Linked DNA regions of Homo sapiens: region 1 is linked to region 2. A link is a contact called in ENCODE Hi-C data. All regions are on one chromosome and are shown on one strand. Each heading gives the region's core, a stretch centred on a gene start or an enhancer-like site at or near the end of the contact. The rest is flanking DNA. Distances are from core to core; before and after follow the strand shown. Region 1 has its middle 120 kb from the start of SMIM23. Region 2 holds the start of FGF18 (fibroblast growth factor 18).

The links. A loop is a pair of places that touch in the nucleus more often than their neighbours do. Pooled maps may share reads with other maps.
Region 1: a loop to region 2 is called in a map of ascending aorta, with 2.4 times the contacts of the local background. The contact joins the enhancer-like site here to the promoter of FGF18 in region 2. A Hi-C loop is called at or near these places in 2 of 168 maps with a recorded cell type or tissue (ascending aorta and endothelial cell of umbilical vein) and 4 of 50 pooled maps.

Annotation. Positions count from the first base shown.
Region 1 is chr5:171,664,857-171,669,275 of GRCh38, forward strand. No RefSeq gene overlaps it. Among named protein-coding and RNA genes, the nearest start is that of SMIM23, 120 kb to the right of the region's middle. RefSeq lists enhancers at 2,813-3,391, 3,392-3,969. Within about 2 kb of position 3,116, at least 9 of the 41 ENCODE cell types and tissues checked have a DNase peak (open chromatin) inside an H3K27ac peak, as active enhancers do; they include ascending aorta, where a contact is called at or near this core.
Region 2 is chr5:171,416,438-171,420,976 of GRCh38, forward strand. FGF18 (fibroblast growth factor 18) reads left to right here and starts at 3,210. Exons shown (of 5, transcript NM_003862.3): 1 at 3,210-3,794; 2 at 3,970-4,006. The coding sequence starts at 3,763. RefSeq lists silencers at 3,047-3,156, 3,277-3,386, 3,527-3,576, 3,637-3,716.

The DNA of each region.
Region 1 (4,419 bases), core at 1,866-4,365, 250 kb after region 2:
TATATCCAATTCCGACTCCCAAACCCCTGTTGATTCCTCTAAGCCAAGTGGTTTCCCTGGAAGGCAGGCAACCTGGATTTTCCCAATGGAAGAGCTTTGACCCAAAATCAGGGTGCCCCCTGCCAGCCAGTGCTTTCTGTGGCTTGGTTGCTCATCACCATCTTCTGGAAACCATCACCTGGGCTTCACCCTCCACCCAGGGCTCCGATAAGAGTTGTCATATTAGTACAATGTGACCCGACCTCTTGAACCTGCTCTTTGGCATACAATGAGCAAGTGACCCACACCAGGCCAATTCCAATTGTTCCCCATGGATCTGACATTTGGAACTGAACTGGTAGTTGCTGGAACTACTGAGCCTGGTTGTTGTTGGAGGTGAATCCCATAAAGGGCGATGCTATAAGGAAAAGGTTCTGTGAACCCCAAGCATGGAAGACCTGTGGCCACTGGGGTCCTTCTTTTCTGTGACTCATTGTTCTGTGCGTCTTTGAATTCTATGAGAGCTCTTGAATACCCTTCCCAACAACAATTATTTTTAGAAAATCTACTTACAACCAAAATCATGTAACTCATTCACCTCACCATCAAATCATCTATGAATCAGGCTCTTAGATATAGGAATCAAGATGAAACAGGCCAAGGACACTAAAAGGATGACCTAGAAACAGGCTTATTGTCACCCACTCTGTTATGTTATTGGAGCAGCACCTTCTCTTCTGTTTTCAGCTTCCCTGGGGATTTTCTATTTAGACTGATAAGGGGGTGAAGTTGGGAATCCTGAGCCCTAATATTGACAGTGGCCATGATCTTATTGTGACAAGGGAAAAAAGGCCAGCCCTAAGAAGAAGAGGCAAAGATATGATATATAGAGAAAGACTCTTTGCAGTGCTTGAGGCCGTCCCTGTGTTTGATGATAGGTGCTCATCAGTTCCCCCTTTGCCTGAACCTACGTTTTCTCACTTGGCCCCATGAGCCTTCTAATGAATACAGACACTTCTGGCAAGGTTGCTCCTGACTGTGGGCTATTTCTGCCTTTCTTTTTTCTTTTCCTTTTTTTTTTTTTTTTTTTTTTGAGACAGGGTCTCTGTCTCCCAGGCTGGAGTACAGTGGCACAATCACCTCCCAAGGCTCAGGAGATCCTCCAGCCTCAGCCCCGTGAAGTAGCTGGGACCACATGCATGTGCCACCATGCCCAGCTAATCTTTGCATTTTTAGTAGAGACGGGGTTTCACCATGTTGCCTAGGCTGGTCTTGAACTCCTGAGCTCAAGCAATCCGTTCACCTCAGCCTCCCAAAGTGCTGGGATTATAGGCATGAGCCACCGTGCCCAGCCAAGTGCAGTCTATTTCTTACAACTACAGGACTTGGCACACAGTGGACACTTAATAAAGGTTTGTTGAGTGACTGGATCAATGAGCAGAATACAGTTGGCAACTTCCTGCTCCTGGTGATTGGCACCACTGGACTGACTGGGGTTAGGAAGACTGGTGAAGAATGGGCAGAGAAGACCAAGGACTTCAGACAACTTCCTCATCCCAGACTCCTCTGAAGTTAGACGAGGCCCCCACAGTCCCACCCATCATGGTCACAGTGAGCACCAGCAGAGACAGCTGCTGCGGGATGCTACCGTGGTCATTCCTGGGGGTGGGTCATGGTTGGACTTGCCTTTGTATCACACCTCTTGGCCAGAACCTGGCACAGTGCCTGGCACATAGTAGGTGCTCAATAGAGAGTAATGAGGGCAAGAACCAGTGAGTGATCATCCATGGAATTAGCACCTCTGTGTGCCAAGCATAGCCGTGCCTATGAAGGAGGGAGAAGATCCCATGTTTACCCTTCAGTTGAGGAGAGAAAATTAATAACCCAGTAACTGTAAACTAATAATGAAGGATTAAAGTGCAGTGGCTAATGGCACAATCAGACGCTGATCCATTGCTTCAACAGATATCCTTAGAGAACCTACTTTGTTCTAGGTCTGATGTTGGACACTGGGGATTCAGATATGAGTAAGATACAGTCGGGGTAACTGAGGTCTGAGGGGGAGTGTCACAAAAAATTCACTCCTTCAGAAATATCCACTGAATTCGTACTATGTGTCAGGCGTGATGCCAGGGGCTGGCACGACGTGGTGCCCCACAGAGGCAGGGAGCTGGGTCTCCTGCTGAGGCTACGCCATCCTTTATAGTCTCAGGGACGTCTTTCCCTGTCCAGGCCTCCGTTTGTAGACCTGTCAAGTCAAGTGACAAGATCAAATGGCCAATGGGCTCTTTCACTTCTGACAGCTAAGGCTAACCCTGTAGGTAAAGTCCAGCTGAAACCGAATCCCGCCACTCTTTAATTTCCTCATCTGTGAAATGGCCTTGTCACAAACAGCACCTACTTCACAGGGTGCTTGTGATGATTAAATGAAAGAATAGATGTAAATTACTAAGTATGTGCCTGGCATCCTCTCAATGCTGTCTGTTCAACAAGCTCCTCATTCTTGCTACTGTGATTCTATCTGACACCTGCCGCGTGCCCTTCCTTGTGCCAGACACTAAGCCTGGCTCTGTGGAAAGAGCATAAAAGACCCTCCAGGGTACACCCTCCAGGAGTGCTGCATGGAGTGGGTTGAAGGAGGGAATTCACCCAGGGTGGTAGGGTGGGCCTGGAAGCCTCTGAGCTGAGCCGCTCAGGAGAGAGGAGGAGGGGTCACTGGGGTTGGGGGACAGGATTGGGGATCAGAGGAAGCCTCCCAGCGGGGGAGGGGCAGGGCCTGCGCCCTTCCCCTCCGGGAGCCCCCGGTGGCTAGATCTGGTCTGGGCGCAACCCCTGACTGAGGCTGCGCTGGGAGTGCCGAAAGGTGGCCTTGTGGGTAAGTCCTTCCAGCTGCATCCAGGTAATCCCGGCCTTCGAGCGGGAGAGATGATACCCCCCGAGGGCCGGGCCTGGTCCGGCTCAGGATGCGTGCCCTGTGAAAATGCTCAGCAGCCCTCGCCTTTAGGAGTGCTCAGGTCCAGCATGAATCATTCCTTTTTGAACTTGTCTAAATGTGTTTATAAAATAAAGCTGCGGCCCAGGGCTGCTCCTGGCGGAGCGGGAAGGTAATATGTTTTTAATTGGAGAGATTGGGGGAAGGAGGCAGCGGGCCAGGGTGAGCTCACCCCGCATGAATGCGGCTGGGCGGAGAACAATGTACGTTCACATTCTTTGACTACAACGGGCCTCCGCAGGACCTGGCTCGGTGGGCAATTCTCCGGCCTCGGGGCGGGCGTCCGGGCCCGCGCCGTCTGAGGTTAGCGGGAGCGCGTACCCTGGGAGGTGGCCAGAAGCCCTACATTGAAATATCACAGTGGGTCAGAGCAGGGGTCGCAAACTCCAGTGCACCCAGGAACCGCGCAGTATCTCAAACCCACGGACACCCAGTGTAGACCTGGAGAACTGGAAATGCGTGGCCTCTGCAAAGGGGACAGGCACCAGTGGACTCCACCAGCCCCGTCACCAGATTGAATGTTTCTCAAGAAAAACCAGAAATCATATCTGGATGTAAAAGCTCCTCTTTTTAAACGTTGTCTTTATTTAATTTTATCCTATTTTCTTACTTATTTTTGGTTATGTGGGCCAAATAAAACAGATGCCTAGGCCGTATTTAGCCCTGCAGCTGTCCCCTCTTTTAGATCTTGGGAGTGGACCTCATGCTGTCTTTTACCAGCTACCAGGACTTTAGGCAAGTTACTTCACTTCTCTGAGCTTTGGTCTCTTCAACTAGAAATCTGATAGATTAATGCTACTTTTCCTGACTTTTCAAATGCTTTCTATGTTGAGGATAAAGAGAGGAAAGAAGATAATTGTAATATTCATTGGGCATCTGCTATGTGCCGCGCATGGTGTTAAGCAATTTACGTATTTTGTTGTTGTGATGTTTTGTTTTGTTTTTTAATCATCATTATTCTGTAATCTAGGTATTATTCCCATTTTGCAGATTAAGAAATACAATCTTAAAAAGCTGAAGCTGGAATGTGAACCAGTATTTCCAACTTTAAGCTGAAATCATCTGAATTTAAAGAACACATCGTGGTAAGAATGGGGAAATGGAGTCAAGAGTTAACTGGCTGACTTAATGTCACAAAGCCATGCCCAGTGAAGGCAGTAGCCATTTTGGGTCCTAGCTCAGGAATGATTCAAGTAGCAATAGCGTTTTGCAAAGTAAAACAGGCAGAGCTCTCAAGGTTAAATCAAGGGTATAATGGAGTAGGTACCCCCCTGCACTGCTCCAGTTACAGCCCTTCCAAAGGACGACGTAGCAGTATGTGTTAAAAGATTCATATTCTCTAAAAGATTCATCCACTTTCACCCAGTAATTCCTCCTGAAGGAATCAATCCTAGAGAAATAAAAGAGCTGTGGGCAAGCATTTGTAAAAAAAACTAATGCTCAGAAAA
Region 2 (4,539 bases), core at 1,960-4,459:
CATCCTCCTTACTCCAGCTACTAAGAATGAAGTGGAATGGTGTAACAGCATTCCACTTCATTCTTAGCCAGGGTAAAGCTTTTTTAACAAACTGAATTTTGACTGTTTCAAAGCCCTTAATTGACAAATTGTGGCATATCTATACTATTAAGTACTATCCCACGATGAAAATTGACTACTGCAAAATGCAACAATGGATCAATCTCAAACATGCTCAGCCAGACACAAGCACATAATAGGTGGTTCCATTTATGTGAAATCGAAAATAAACCAGTGCCAGATAAATGATTGCTTGGGACGAGCAATTGGGGGCCGGAAGATTGCCTGAGAAGAGGTGGTGTTTGTACCTAGATACATTTGTCAGAACTGAACTGTACACTTAAAACTGATGCATTGCAAAACTGGTACCCTTAAGCCATTGATGGCTACTTAATTTCCTGTGAAGGCCTGGTCAAGCACATTGCCTGTTTTCACCCTCATCTCTTGCCACACTCTCCCTGGCTAACCCTGCCAGTCGCCTAGCCTTTTTCCACTGGAGGCACTTTGCATCTTTTACCTGGAATATTCCTTTGCATGGCTATCTACTGTCTTTGGGTCTTGGCCTTAATGTTACCAAGAGGTCTTCTGGCTTCTCTATCCCACTGGTTTCTCTCAAAACACTGGTAACAAGCCAGCATTTATCTCTTGGTGTATTTGCTTATTGCCCATCTTCCCTAGTGGAAACGAAGTGCTTTTTTAGTGCAGGGACCTTGCCTGTCTTTCAGTGAGGGCTCGACACTGTAGGATCTCAATAAATTGTGATTGAATTAGTAAGAAGTGACTACTAAAATAGTGGTATATATTAAGTGTTGTATGAACATGCCAAATCCAGATAGAACCCATTTAAGATTCAGGCATATGGTAAATAGGTCATGTTGGTAAATAGGTGCATGAAACTAGAGGGTGTGAGTGGTGGGGAAAAGAATGTGTAGTATAAAATGGATTTGGAGTCAAAAGACATTCTGACTAGATGCCTCTTCAACTGTAAATTGGAAATGATCCTGCCTCCCTACTTCATGAAATTGTTCAGAAAGAAATGTGAAAATAACCTGAAAGTAACCTGAATAATAATTAGGATTATTAGTTAGCAGCTAAAACGTTTGGAGTTTTCATTGTGTGCCAGACACTCATTGAGTACTCACAACTCTGTGAGAGTTGTTACTGTTCTTAGCCATATTTTGTAGAGGAGGAAGCAGAATCTCAAACCGTTGCTTGCTGGAATTTATAAGTAAATGTTGGTGGCAGTATTCAAATGCAGTACTTCTGACTCCTGAGTTTATGCTCTTACTCAGAACTGTTCTCTTGGCTGGACTTTTTGGTCAGTCTGATTTGTTTGGTAGGTGAGATTGGCAAATATACTTTGAGCATTGAAAAATACTGCAAGCATTTTAGATAGGGTATAAATAATTATATACCCATTCCATTCACAAGTAATAAAAAATAGTAACAATATAGAAAATTGGAAGCATGATTCTTAGCCAGGAGATACTTCAAACTAGCAGATGGTAAGCCAAAAACTCCTCGACTGGGTTTGTCAATCTTCCTATAAAGCAAGATCAAAGACGGCGGCAATGACTCGGGTCATCGGTGGGAGCATTTCTGTCCATTTCTATTTATGGTTGGTCATTGCATCCTATCTTGGGATCGATTCATTTTCTCCAGAACTTGGGAAGTTACGAGTAACTCTGCAAGTCCAGCTCTGGCAATCAGAATGTCTAAGTAAATTCAGCTTAAAAGCTTCATGCAGGAATTTTCCCCCTCAGCACCTGGTTTTGAAAAGGTTTTCTGCACTTGTGTCCGATGTTGAAACAGAGGCTATCTGTTTAAAATAGCCTCAGCTTTGAAAGGGAACTTAAAATAGCTTGCAAGGAGGCCTGATATTTGGAACAATTACTAATGTTTTATAGTCATGGCTTCAGCAAATAGCACTGTTCGACAGTCCTACCTCAGTTTATGCTCCAGTGGACCATCAACCATTGCCAACGCAAGGAGGCTTTAACCAAATAGTCCAGATTCCTGAGTTTTGCTTGAGCCTGTCCTCCAGCGTCTTTCTCACTGTGACCTATTTTCCTTAGCATCAGGCTCAAGCAGAGCTTGGCTGACACCAGCTCTAGACAGTGAGGCAGGTACGTGACAAGAACACCTACGTTTTGGGGTTGGTGGGAAGGACAGGAGTTATGCCTCTGGAAGGGGCAGAGGCGGTAAGAACCAGTGTCCTGAATGGGGCCCTGGTTAAAGGAACGAAGCTGCCTAGTATGCAAACGGAGGCAAGTCTTAGTCCGGTTTTGGGAGGAGGCCGGAAGAGGGCCTCAGCGTGGTCGCTGACCAGAGTCCTGCTGGCTGCTCCCCGGCGTGCAGCCGTCCGTGCTGGGGTTGCAGTGACGTCTCGGGGCCGCTTGGTGGTAGCCGTGTGTTTCCAAAGCTGGCTCGCCTACGGGAGAGTCCAGCTGGGATCCCGTGAACCGACCCCAGAGCCCCGGAGGGGGCGAGGGGTGGGAAGGAGAGATGCCCGGGAGCCCCCTTCGCAGCGGCAGGGACGTAAGAAGAGGACGGGGGCTCACTTAAGTGGGTAGCCAGTCAAGAGGGTGGCTGGGAAACTCCACGATCGCAGGGCGGGTAAAAGCGACCCCCATTCAGTGGAGCCGCCCCGGGGCTGGGTTTGACCCGCCCCTCTCGGCTCTCCACTAGAGCGCTGGTGAGTGAGTGCGAGTAGCGAATGTGGGCAGGTGAGGACGTTCCGTACCTAACTGCGTTCTTGGGGAGCATCGCCTGCCCAATTTGGGCAACGTTTGCGCGGAGGAGCGGTCACTGCGCTCGGGCGCAGAGCTCCGACGGCTTCCAGCGCTCACCAGCTTCAGTCTCGCGGGTCCTGCCCCTTTGGAGCTGCCGGTCCCGTCTCCGAGAGTCTGAGCGCCTCCCCTCCAACCCCGAGCCGCCAGGAGAAGGAGGAGGAGGCAGCGAGAGGCCGCGGCAGGCAGGCGAGCAGGCAGGGCCGCCTTTGATGTGGGCTGGGCGCACCCAGGCGAGCTGAGCGCCCGTCCGGCCGCGCCCCGAGGGGGGAGCCCCCAGGCCCCGCATCCTCATTGTGCCGGCTCGGGCCCGGGCCCGCCCCCGGCCCCCCGCCCCCTCGCCGCCCGCGCGTAGAAAACGCCCCGGCCGCCGCCAGTGGTGGGAGGCGGCGATGCGCACGGCCGGAGAGACGCGGAGGAGGAGACATGAGCCGGCGGGCGCCCAGACGGAGCGGCCGTGACGCTTTCGCGCTGCAGCCGCGCGCCCCGACCCCGGAGCGCTGACCCCTGGCCCCACGCAGCTCCGCGCCCGGGCCGGAGAGCGCAACTCGGCTTCCAGACCCGCCGCGCATGCTGTCCCCGGACTGAGCCGGGCAGCCAGCCTCCCACGGACGCCCGGACGGCCGGCCGGCCAGCAGTGAGCGAGCTTCCCCGCACCGGCCAGGCGCCTCCTGCACAGCGGCTGCCGCCCCGCAGCCCCTGCGCCAGCCCGGAGGGCGCAGCGCTCGGGAGGAGCCGCGCGGGGCGCTGATGCCGCAGGGCGCGCCGCGGAGCGCCCCGGAGCAGCAGAGTCTGCAGCAGCAGCAGCCGGCGAGGAGGGAGCAGCAGCAGCGGCGGCGGCGGCGGCGGCGGCGGCGGAGGCGCCCGGTCCCGGCCGCGCGGAGCGGACATGTGCAGGCTGGGCTAGGAGCCGCCGCCTCCCTCCCGCCCAGCGATGTATTCAGCGCCCTCCGCCTGCACTTGCCTGTAAGCGCCCGCGCGCGGGGCTGCCCACCTTGCCTGGCTGTCTGTCCGTATGCCTGTGCCCTGTACCTCTGTCTGCCCGCCCGTCGGTTCACCTGACTCTTCGACTGCGTGTCTGTCTGTCCGTGCGCCCCCTTCCTCAGGTCCCACTGACCGCTTCTCCATCTGTTTCCCGCAGGTGTTTACACTTCCTGCTGCTGTGCTTCCAGGTACAGGTACGTGGGCTCCTGACTTTGACCTCCTCCCGCCCCTGCCTCGCGGTACACGCCGACCCCCCTTCCCCGGCCGCGCCCCCTCCCTGTGCCCCACCCCTCCTGGGCGCTGAGCCCAGTGCACCTGTTCCCAGGGCGCGGAAGGGCGGCTCCGCGTGCGCCCTGCGCCGGCGGGGAACCGGCCAAGGGCAAGGGGCTCTGCCGCGGGGCCCGAGGAGGCGCTGGCTGTCGCGGCCACTGTCGGCCTCGGCTGGGAGGAGATCCCGCAGAGCCGGCGGGCTCAGCCGCAACAATATACCCAGCTCTAAGACCCCTGCCCGCAGCCAGCGAGGGGTAGGACCTAGGGATTTTCTCTGCCAACCTTCCCTTAACATCGCCGCTTCCAAACAAAAAGACTTTCAGCCGAGTGGATTTCGAGTCCAGGGAGAAAGCTTCAGTTGTAAATTACTCTGTGGTTTTGAAGGCGCTTGCAGCACTGAGACACACACACAGACACACACACATGCCCGGGACGAGGGGAAGCTCGAGGGCGCCTA